Linked DNA regions of Mus musculus: regions 1, 2 and 4 are each linked to region 3. Evidence: chromatin loops called from intact Hi-C (ENCODE). Cell type or tissue: left cerebral cortex. All regions are shown on one strand.

Region 1 (2,500 bases), 200 kb before region 3:
ATTGCCCTGACATTGTCAAGAGGCAGCTGGTGGTCAGCACCTTCTGCCTTAACTTGAAGTTTCACAAGTTCACATTTTGAGGAGAGGGCAAATAATGTGAGTAGAAGGTATTGTATGAAGAAAGTTTAATAACTGAAAAAGAAATTCTGGCTTTAAAAAAATAAAAGATTTAATTCTTTGTAGTGTATCCTGAAAACATAAAGCAAATACCACTATTCCACATTACACTGTTAAAACTGAAGTTGGTGAAAGACATTGTTGATTAGTGCACTCCTGTTTGTTGTAAACCCTTGAGTGCTGAGACACAGCTTGATCTGTTATCTAGGCTAACCTAGAACTTGCTATTTTCCTGCTTGAAGCTCCCAAGTAGTTGAGATTACAGGTGTGTGTGCCACCATGCCTGGTTCTGATTTCCTTGCAGAAGTCCTTTATAGAGATGAAAGACCCCACCACCACCACGATGACTCCAGAAAGATGGCAGAATGTATGTCTGTCCTTGGATTTGTCTTTATTGGTCTCTTTCCCACTGGATATCACTCCTTAGAACTTACTGATACACACTCAGTAGGCATCTTCCTATGAAACCTGTATTTATTTTGGTTACAAAAATATCCTTGATTATACCTTCATTAACATTTATTTACATTTTTTATGTGAATTATGCTTGACAAAGTACACCTCTCTTGCTCTCTGTGGGAGTTGACTATAAGACTGCCTCTTCCTTGGCCCATGGACACCAAAACATATGTGACTCTCTTATGTGACTTGCTATGGAATTTGAATAGAGCCTATGGACATCCTCTCTCTTATGTTTAACTCATCTCTTGGTTATTATATAATGTAAATGCTCTATGAATCAGATTGCTTCTTAAGGAATAATAACAAAAGACAATTTTGTGGTCAGTGCAGACACAAACTTTTTTCTTTTAAATTTTCATCCTGTTGTTAATTAAGTACACAGATATAGAACCTGTTAAGTACTGTGGGTTCATTTTACTATCTGTTTATCACGCGATTCTTCATGTCCAGTGTATGATGTTTGTCACGTAGACTACATTTGTGTGCATATTGCCTATGCAGTGTGGATTTAGAGAGGCTCCAGTTGCTCGCAGCTCATGTTTATTAGTGACTCTATTGTAATTGTCTAAAGTGCATTGTGTTATTCTGAAATAATCAGAGCTCGCTGTTCAGCCAGCCTCACAGGAAGGAGGCTGACTTGTCATGTGGCGCCACCTGGTGACGGCCCTCTTCCCAGTTTAAGGATTTACAGAATATTGTCAGTGATTCCAAAAATATCTTCTAGGTTATATAGCTAGGAGAATCCTGGGATTCACACACCTAGCCCTTCACTTACTCTTGAAGACATGAGACAACCTATAAAACATAAAATGAGGACTCAATTCCCTTTGCAGAACAGAAAACAGAAATTTAGTACTCTGTCCAAATTCACTTATCAAGGCAGTCAACATATTTCAGTTTTGGCCTTTATTATGCTTAGCAGTTAGAAAAAGAAGGTAGAACATTTCTTTCCATATTGTCTTTTAAGAAGAGAAGTATAGGGCTGGAGAGATGGCTCAGTGGGTAAGAGTACCCGACTGCTCTTCCAAAGGTCTGGAGTTCAAATCCCAGCAACCACATGGTGGCTCACAACAAGATCTGACTCCCTCTTCTGGTGTGTCTGAAGACAGCTACAGTGTACTTACATGTAATAAATAAATCTTAAAAAAAAAAAAAAGAAGAAGAAGTATATATTGAGAGTACCAGGAATAGGTGGGTTTTTAAAGTACGTGTGAAGATGGAGGAAGAAGGTAGTGTATGTGAAACAATTGATACGTTGCCTATCATAGAAGAATTGCTTAATTAGCTGCTAATGCCTTTTTATAACACAAGGTATTTTGACAGCCATCCTGTGTCTTGTAAAGATTTTTATCAAGTGATTTTTCTGTTGAGATTTAAGTATTTGTTTCTTGTCTTTAAAAACAAAGGTCTTACGAGCTTTGTTGAACTAGATTTCCAATCTGCTATGCTGACACTGTCATATCTCCCTCTCCCATCCAGAATTGTCAGAAAGTTTTGGTTTTATTTCAGTTTCTATTTGCTTTTCCAGTCCCTCCCAGTGCTCGGCTCCGCACATCCTCATGTCCTTGTTAGTAAACCCAGCAGGCTTCTTTCTAACCCAGGTCACTCTAGGATTTAACCAGGCTTGAAAGTCACTCTTGGAAGCACTTGTCTTGCTCTTCTAGTACCACAAGTGTGGCACTGATTCAATTTCAAGCTGTGGCTTCTGGGTTTTACATGTGTCTGTGTCATTTAGCCTCATAAGGCACTGTCTTAGGTCATGTTCTAGTTTTATATTTTTAATTTTGCTGAGATTTAGGCTTTATTCTTGAGGGGGGGCAGTTAAGACAGGATTTCTCTATGAAGATCTGGCTATTCTGAAACTGTAGCCCAGGCTGGCCCTTAATTCATTGATCTACCTGTTTTCCCAATTCTGGGAATC
Region 2 (2,500 bases), 360 kb before region 3:
TGCATGTTAACAATAAAAGGGGAAGCCAGTTTTAAATAGAGTCAGAGGAGATGGCAGTGCCCACAAGGGGAGTCTAAAGGCCAAGCAGAGTAAGAAGAGCTACACAAGCACACTGGAAAACCAGAGATGCGTAACTTAGAGCAAGGTGTCTTCTACACCCGTGCTGATAGCAAAATGCTGGCAGACAGAATAGCAAACATTGCTGAGGGCAGTGAGAATAAAAATAGATCCAGCTGTTTAGTGCACACATCATCTGGACATTAATAATATATAAATAAATAAAATAAAAATAAAACATTAAGTTCTGTAGAGGCAGACAGCTTAATTCCTTTCATATCTCCTAGTATGACATCTCAAAGACAGAACAGCACCTGCGCACAAAACTGTCCTTCATGGACTATTTTGATCAGTGAGTGAGCAGTTATTATTGCATTATGTGAATTCTTAAGTAATTAAGTCTTTTTTGCTCTAAAATAAATTCTGCTTACAAGTCCATTATATAGTAAGTCCGGAGTGACTTGTAAGATGAATTTACAACCTAGGAAAAGTGTTTATTCAAGTGTTTGGTACAAAGCAAGCTTTATTTTAGCTTTCTTATTGAAAAAGTCCATTTGCATCTATTCCAAAAACGAAAGGAAGGGAGAAGAAGGAAGGAAGAACAAGGAGGAGAGTAAGGGTTTCCTCTGCACTGGAAATATGGCAGGGCTGGCCACACCCCTCGTTAATGACGTCACAGTCATGTGACATAGCCAGGCCTCAAACACATCCAGCATCACCTCTCCTGATTGCAGTGTGGCTTTGAAACCATGCCTCCTTCAGGCCCTGCAGGAGATGTCTATCGTCTGGCCTTGACCATCAGTTCCGTTCCTCTCAGATGAACAGTAGCCCACCACGTCAAGAGCTGGCCCTGCGCTTTTACCCACACCTATGATTGTTCTGCCAGTCTCCTGTGCTAGGTTTTACATCTGTCAGTCCAGGGCTTGACTGTTCATGGGAGGTAGGTATATTCTGTGTCCTTCGAAAAACACCCTTACTCTTGGGGAAAAAAAAAAAGCTTCCCACAAGACGATACCTTCTACTGTTTTCTCATTTCTTTAATTTGTGAAGGTTTTCAACTTCTGTTTCCACTATAGCCTTCTAAAAAGATAGGCCAATTGGGATAAGATATCATGAAACTGCATGACTTCCACAAAGACGCACCATTTACTGCTAGGAAATGAGCTGGCATGCTTTAGGTTTTAAACATAATCAGAAGGGGAAAAAAAATCCATAGATAGTCTTAGTCCCCAGTTAAGCAAGTCTCTGTATATTGTATCTTTCTCTATATATCATATTCCAGGAGCATATTTAATTTTAAATGCATCTTTTGTGTGACCATCACTCTGGACTCTGACACATCATAGGCCATAAATTTTTGTTTAAAAGCTTTTTTAAAAATTAAAAAAAAACAAAAACAAAAAAACCCACAGAACCTATAGCCTTCTTTTCTCTGTGCACTGCAATGTCTATCTATCCACTAGAGGGCAGCACATGACTTTAATGACGCGCTTCCCCATCCTTCCTGAAGGCCCTCTTATGGACATGGGTGGCCACCAGTTACAAAGCCCAGGAATTTATGTTTGTTCTCAACAGTAACTCTTATTTCAAGAAACCTGAATACAATTCTGTCCTCAAAAGTAGCTCATGTACTTCCAAGCACAGCCTGGATTTTTACATGAAACTATACATATTTTGATTTTAAAATACCTTTATATAAGATATACTTCTCTTTTCTCTTTTCCCCTACTGTGAATGTGTTTGTTGAATGCTTACACCAGTTTTTAGATCAGATTCTCAGCACATGCCTGATGCCAGTACTTGAGGAACAAAGGTGGGGAGGATCACAGAGAGTTGGAGGCCAGCCTCGTCTACCGAGCAAACCCCAAGCCAGTCAGCACTGCACAGCAAGACACTGTCTCAATTAATTAAGATAAGATTGACTGCAGCATTCTCTAGGCAATGAGACTAGGTGTCGGAAAGGATTAGCTCGGCAGGTTGGATCACAGAACTGGACTTCATCCACTTGTAGTGTTGGGACATGTAGCCAATATGTTTATTGTATTTATGCCTGCAGTTGAAAGCTTAAATGCATTTAATAAGCAGATCACGTGCTTGTCTTTAGCAATACAAATGCCTCGAGCCTCTTTGTGTAAGCCAGTGTTCTGGACTTCATTGATAAGCCCATGCTTTTAAAATATAGGAACTCCTCAATTTCTAAAAACTGTACCAAGGGGCTAGAGGGATAACTCAGTGCAAGAAACACTGGCTGCTCTTTCAAAGAACCAGGGTTTGCTTCCCAGCACCTATAAGGCAGCTCACAGCCCCAAGTGATCTGACACCCTCTTCTGGCCTCTGTGGGCACCAAGAGTTCGCATGACTCACACAGACATACCTGTAGACTAAAGATCCAGCTACCAAAAATAAAAATAACACAGAAAATAAAAGTAAAAGGAAAATATAA
Region 3 (2,500 bases):
CTTACATGCGACCACAGACCACAGGCAGGCAGGTTACTTACCCTCTCTGTGTCCTGTCTGAAAAGAGGATGATGATGCTCCTGCTTGCAGTGTTCCCTTTGGTGTCGTGGGCTTGATTCCTGTTTGCGATGGGTACCCCGTACCCTGCATCTTTTGGATGTTTACTGATCAGATGCTTGTGTGTATGTGTGGATTCAGGTGTCTCATGCTGTGAGACAAGAAACTCTCTAGCGTTGAGCTAACTCCCCAACCCTGGCCTGCAGTTCCCATCAGAGTGCCAAATTATGCTAAGATTTGTCTATAGTTATGATTTGTAGCTTAGCTTCCTTTGTTACCCACCTGTGAGAGAGCAAATGTGCTGACCCAGGGACAGACACCCACACCTTACATAGTCGGCCTGACTGCTCTAAGTTGTCATTACAATTCTGCATGGAACTTGTGAGTGTGGTTAAGGGGACCTTTCTGTGAGGTAGATCTGTTGCTCACAGATCTGAGGCCAAGGAGCAAACAGAATATAGAAAATTCCATAAGTAACATGTAAGCATTTCTTCAAACAGGCTCTGTCTCCTTAAGATACTTTGTGCCTCGGCTCTGCTGTTGCTGTGAAGATGTCAGTTTTATATGCTTACGTTTTTATTTGGGAGAGCTGTGAGTTATCATTATGAAAATGATCAGAATGCTTAATTTAGAATTAGTGATTAACTTGTAAGTCTACTGTGGACTGAGCATAGAATAAACAGTTCAAATCAGCTGGGCAAAGGATATTTGACTGTTTGATTTTTTTGATATGTATATTCATTTGTCATTGTGAGGAAATTTTGACACTTGGCAGTCATTTGTAGAAATGACTGTATTTTTTAATTTCACAAGCAACCAAACCATCTATATTCATTTCTGAGTATCCGTACTGAAATCTAAAAAGAGAAAGCTAATTTTCTTTTAATGCTTCTAAATTGGGGGCAGGCTCCTTGGAGGGCATTATGTGTGATTGCTTTTGATTATTACGGAGACTGGGGAGGCGTGGATGTGTTATTTGTTTAGTGGGTGGGAGGTAAGGATGATAAATACACAAGAGTGGTTTGAGAGCCCTCCCTGGGAGAGATTGTCCAGCCCCAGAATTGCTAAGGATCCTTCTGGAAGCATTACTGTTTTCTGCTAGTGACCTGAGATAACTGTGCTCATAGCACCATCTAGTGAGTAAAGTGGGTAATAGCAGAATCCCCTTTATCACAGAAATAAGAACCCAAAAGTTTAAGACTCCTGTATGCTCACAGTCAGCTATTGGATGGATCACAGGGCCCCCAATGGAAGAGCTAGAGAAAATACCCAAGGAGCTAAAGGGATCTGCAACCCTATAGGTAGAACAACAATATGAACTAACCAGTACCCCAGAGCTCGTGTTTCTAGCTGCATATGTAGCAGAAGATGGCCTAGTCGGCTATCATTGGGAAGAGAGGCCCCTTGGTCTTACAAACTTTATATGCCTAAGTACAGGGGAACGCCAGGGCCAAAAAGTGGGAGTGGGTGGGTAGGGGAGTGGGGGGGAGGGCATGGGGGACTTTTGGTATAACATTGGAAATGAAAATGAGGAAAATACCTAATAAAATATTTTTAAAAAAGGAAAAAAAATCCAATTGAGTTCCTCTACTCACATTCACAGATGAGGAAGGTGACAAAAAACCAAAAACAAAACAAACAAACAAACAAACAAACAAAAACAGTAGGTTATAGAACCATAAGTGTTGGGCCCAGGGAGGAAAACTGGAGCTAACTTAACTCAACTTCTCCTTTTACAGGCAGGGAAACTAGAGTCCAAAGTGGTGATGTGATTTACCTAATAGCATACTTCGTTAGTAGCAAGACTCCTGACCCTTGTCTTCCAGGTTAGTGCTGAGTCTTCATCACAGCGAACGCCTTTTTGTTGTACTTGGATGAGTGCCTAGGTTCTTAGATTACTCATTTAAGAATGAATCAACAGCAAACAAAGAAAAGTCTTGTTCCAGAGACATGTTATATAGTAACTTCCACAACACACACGCTGTGCCCAAGTTTTGTTTTGAATCTATTCTCCCCAGAAAATGAGGATTAACTTGATTATTCGTTGTTGGATTTGCATTGAGCACTGAGTCTTATGACTCAATAAGACTACAAGAGACAGAAAAGAAGTGTGTGTAAAATTCATCCAGAACTTTACCATCGGTACTGACCGGTGAACCGGCACAGTGGCAGGCAGACGATACAGAAGATGTAGGCAAGGACTTGCAGTTACCGAACCATGAAATAACAACCCATTTCTCCTCTGTGCTGGCACACACTAGGTGTTACTGATAAGTAACAATTTCTATTGACAAATCCTGAGAATGACTCAGCTACAAGTAAGTTTTTATATCACGTTTGATCAGAGAAGAGCAGTTTTAAATTATTGACTGGAAAAACTTGTAAAGGACAAGTGACTTACAGAAGAAGAGTGACTGTAGACAGGAGATACACTGGGACAGGC
Region 4 (2,500 bases), 180 kb before region 3:
CTGAATAGAATCCTGTTCAGTTGCTCTCATGTGCCCTATAAGATTTCTCATCGTTTCCATTAAGTCAACAGAAGGGGAAGACCAGGTGATGTTGCAATATTGCCACATCCAAGGAGTAACTGTTGACAGGTAGCAATATTCATTTTTATGAGAAAATAATGGTTTTAAGAATTTTCAGATTTTTCCAGTTGTAATCCAGTTTGTCAGATTTGATAGTTTTTCCAAAATGAAACACATACAAAATAATCATTGTTCTGTGTGATTTTTAAAAAGGGTTATCTGCACTAGCCTTGTATGGATGGGTGCCATTTTATTTTTAGTGCAAAATTCTTCTTAAAAAATGTAGTTTTTTACAGCTGATAGACCAATCTATCTCCAGACTGTTTTTTAGCGAATGATTATTAGCTATGTTTTCTCACACAGGCACATCCCCAAATGCTGCTTTCAGTTTGATCTCAGCCATCAGTTCAAGAGCCAATGCTCTCAAAGGCAGATCTGTGCTCCTTTCACAGGCTCAGTTGTCTGATGCAGGTTGGGTAAAGGTTCGCACTGAGAATGATCGCCCAGGCCTCTCCCTCAGAGTATTCTTAGATTTGTCCAGACTGCTTCCTTTCCCTCGACCAGTATTGGAAGGCACTTTGACAGTACATCACATAATATGCATTTATTGTTTTTGCAGAAATATCCCAGTAAGTCAGTTTCAGATGGAAGTGCTAAGAAGCATGAGAGGATTTTGTTTGTTTGTTTGTTTTATTGAAAACCATTAATTTATCCAGAATGGCAGTAGGTCAAGTAGCTTTAGCAGATGGATCATAGCCTCTGTTTCCCTGCCCACCCCCACCCATTTCTATTATCTCTCTTTTTTCTGTGTTTTTTTTTTTTTTTTTTAAAAACAACAAAAACAAAACAGAGTCTCACTGTGTAGCCCAGGCTGGCCTGGAACTTAACAATCCTTCTACCTCAGCCCTCTAATGCTGAGATTGAAGGTGTTTCCCACCACACCCAGCAACAATCTATTCTCTAAAGCAGGTTTTATTAAATGAGTTCAAACCATTCTAACTCTTTGTCACAGATGGTCTCTAGGAATGTTTTTTTAAAAAACAGTGATGCTTTTTAATCATTACACTATTGGAGGTGTCAGCCCACCTTTTAAAGGCTACAACTGCTGGGCAAGTTCCTAGAGTTCTTGAAACTGTTGTTACAGGAACTTTTTAAGGAATTTCTCAGGCATGTTGGGAAATGTGCCAGGTGTATATGTGTTCATATATCTTACTTTTCTTTTTAAAGTATGCATAATGAAACATTTCTCTAATACACGATGCTCAGCTTTTCCAAACTACATTGTTCTGTGTTTGTACAGGTATTTCACCCTTTGTTCAAAACTGCAGCCACTGAAACTTAAGTCATTGCACTTTTAAACAACTTGGCAATATCATGAGTAATTTGTTAAAGGTTTAGTATATTTCATAACTCTTGAGCACTTAAGTAATTGAGATGAGAAAATAAGCCTTCAGGAGTAGGGATGTAGCTCAGTAGTTTGACTGTTTTGCCCAACGTGCATATGAAGCCTGGGTTCCATGCCCAGTACCACATAAACTGGGTGTGGTGGCACATGCCTGTCATCCTAAGCACTTGGGAGGTGGAGGCAGGAGGATCAGAAGTTCAAGGCCGTCCTCACCTACATAGTGAGTTGGAGGCAAGCCTGAGATACCTGAGATGCTGCCTCAAACAGAAATGTCTCTGTTGGTAGTTAGCATTGTCATTTTCCTTTGAAACACAATGTTTATGATGTATTCTCAGTAAGGTTCAGAATCTGTAACTCAGCTCAACGCGGATCTGTTGAGCTTTAAAATGTATTTGAAGTAATTTAAGTAGGCATTCAAAATTATAAATTAGATGTTTTTAAATTTCTGCATAATAATTTGCACTGTAAAATATGTCCTTCCTCCCATTTCCTTCTGCCATTCTGATATGCTCATTAAAATATTTTTGTAAACATACTTGTGTGGTGTCTAGTTATTTCACTGTTTTAATTTCAGTGTTTAAACTCTGTGCTGCTCGGAACACACAGTGAAGGTTGTACTATCCCTGTGCCTCCATGCCCACGAACAGTGCAATCAACGGTTTTTCTGTGGTCTTGGTTTTAGTTACCTGACATTGGATTGTTTTCTGTCTGTCTTTTTTAATATGGGGGGAGGTGTTGGAGTTTGTGTTTTGTTGGTTTGGTCTCTTATGTAGTTCTGAGTGAACTGGAGCTTACTACATAGACTCAAGAGATCTGTCTCCCAAATGCTGGGATGTTACACCTAGACATGCAGCCCAAACTGCCTTTGAGCTTGTTTCAAGTGATAGAATTAAAGTATATACCACCATGTTGGGGCCGGCCAGTGGCTCACATGTCCGGGTTCGAGCTGGAAGGCATCTTGGAATCTGGAAGAAAAGAGGGAGCCTGGGCAGGTTGAGAAATAATGGAACCAAGACAACTAGTCTGCTCAAGGTT

What was found. A loop is a pair of places that touch in the nucleus more often than their neighbours do. Peaks named below come from ENCODE experiments on the same cell type or tissue, not always from the same donor. Only the 100,000 strongest peaks of a DNase experiment are listed, where the experiment ranks them.
Region 1: a loop joins it to region 3, with 4 times the contacts of the local background. A loop is called at or near these places in 10 of 42 quality-filtered maps.
Region 2: it touches region 3 in a loop (8-fold over the local background); 19 of 42 quality-filtered maps call a loop at or near these places.
Region 4: it touches region 3 in a loop (2.9-fold over the local background); 4 of 42 quality-filtered maps call a loop at or near these places.

The regions. Positions count from the first base shown.
Region 1 is chr4:103,145,315-103,147,814 of GRCm38, forward strand. The region is part of intron 7 of Mier1 (MEIR1 treanscription regulator); the gene reads left to right. Among named protein-coding and RNA genes, the nearest start is that of Mier1, 27 kb to the left of the region's middle. In left cerebral cortex, a CTCF peak has its summit at 1,234 (motif pointing left); a DNase peak (open chromatin) is centred at 1,227; H3K27ac peaks cover 271 bases.
Region 2 is chr4:102,985,590-102,988,089 of GRCm38, forward strand. Tctex1d1 (Tctex1 domain containing 1) reads left to right here and starts at 790. Exons shown (of 5, transcript NM_001163767.1): 1 at 790-997. The region is part of intron 1 of Gm12709 (predicted gene 12709); the gene reads right to left. In left cerebral cortex, a CTCF peak has its summit at 1,514 (motif pointing right); a DNase peak (open chromatin) is centred at 1,534.
Region 3 is chr4:103,345,128-103,347,627 of GRCm38, forward strand. All of the region lies in intron 7 of Oma1 (OMA1 zinc metallopeptidase), which reads left to right. Among named protein-coding and RNA genes, the nearest start is that of Oma1, 33 kb to the left of the region's middle. In left cerebral cortex, a CTCF peak has its summit at 1,199; a DNase peak (open chromatin) is centred at 1,174; H3K27ac peaks cover 514 bases.
Region 4 is chr4:103,163,755-103,166,254 of GRCm38, forward strand. Mier1 (MEIR1 treanscription regulator) reads left to right here. Exons shown (of 13, transcript NM_001039081.2): 13 at 1-2,000. Among named protein-coding and RNA genes, the nearest start is that of Mier1, 46 kb to the left of the region's middle. In left cerebral cortex, no CTCF peak of the experiment used is centred here; no DNase peak of the experiment used is centred here.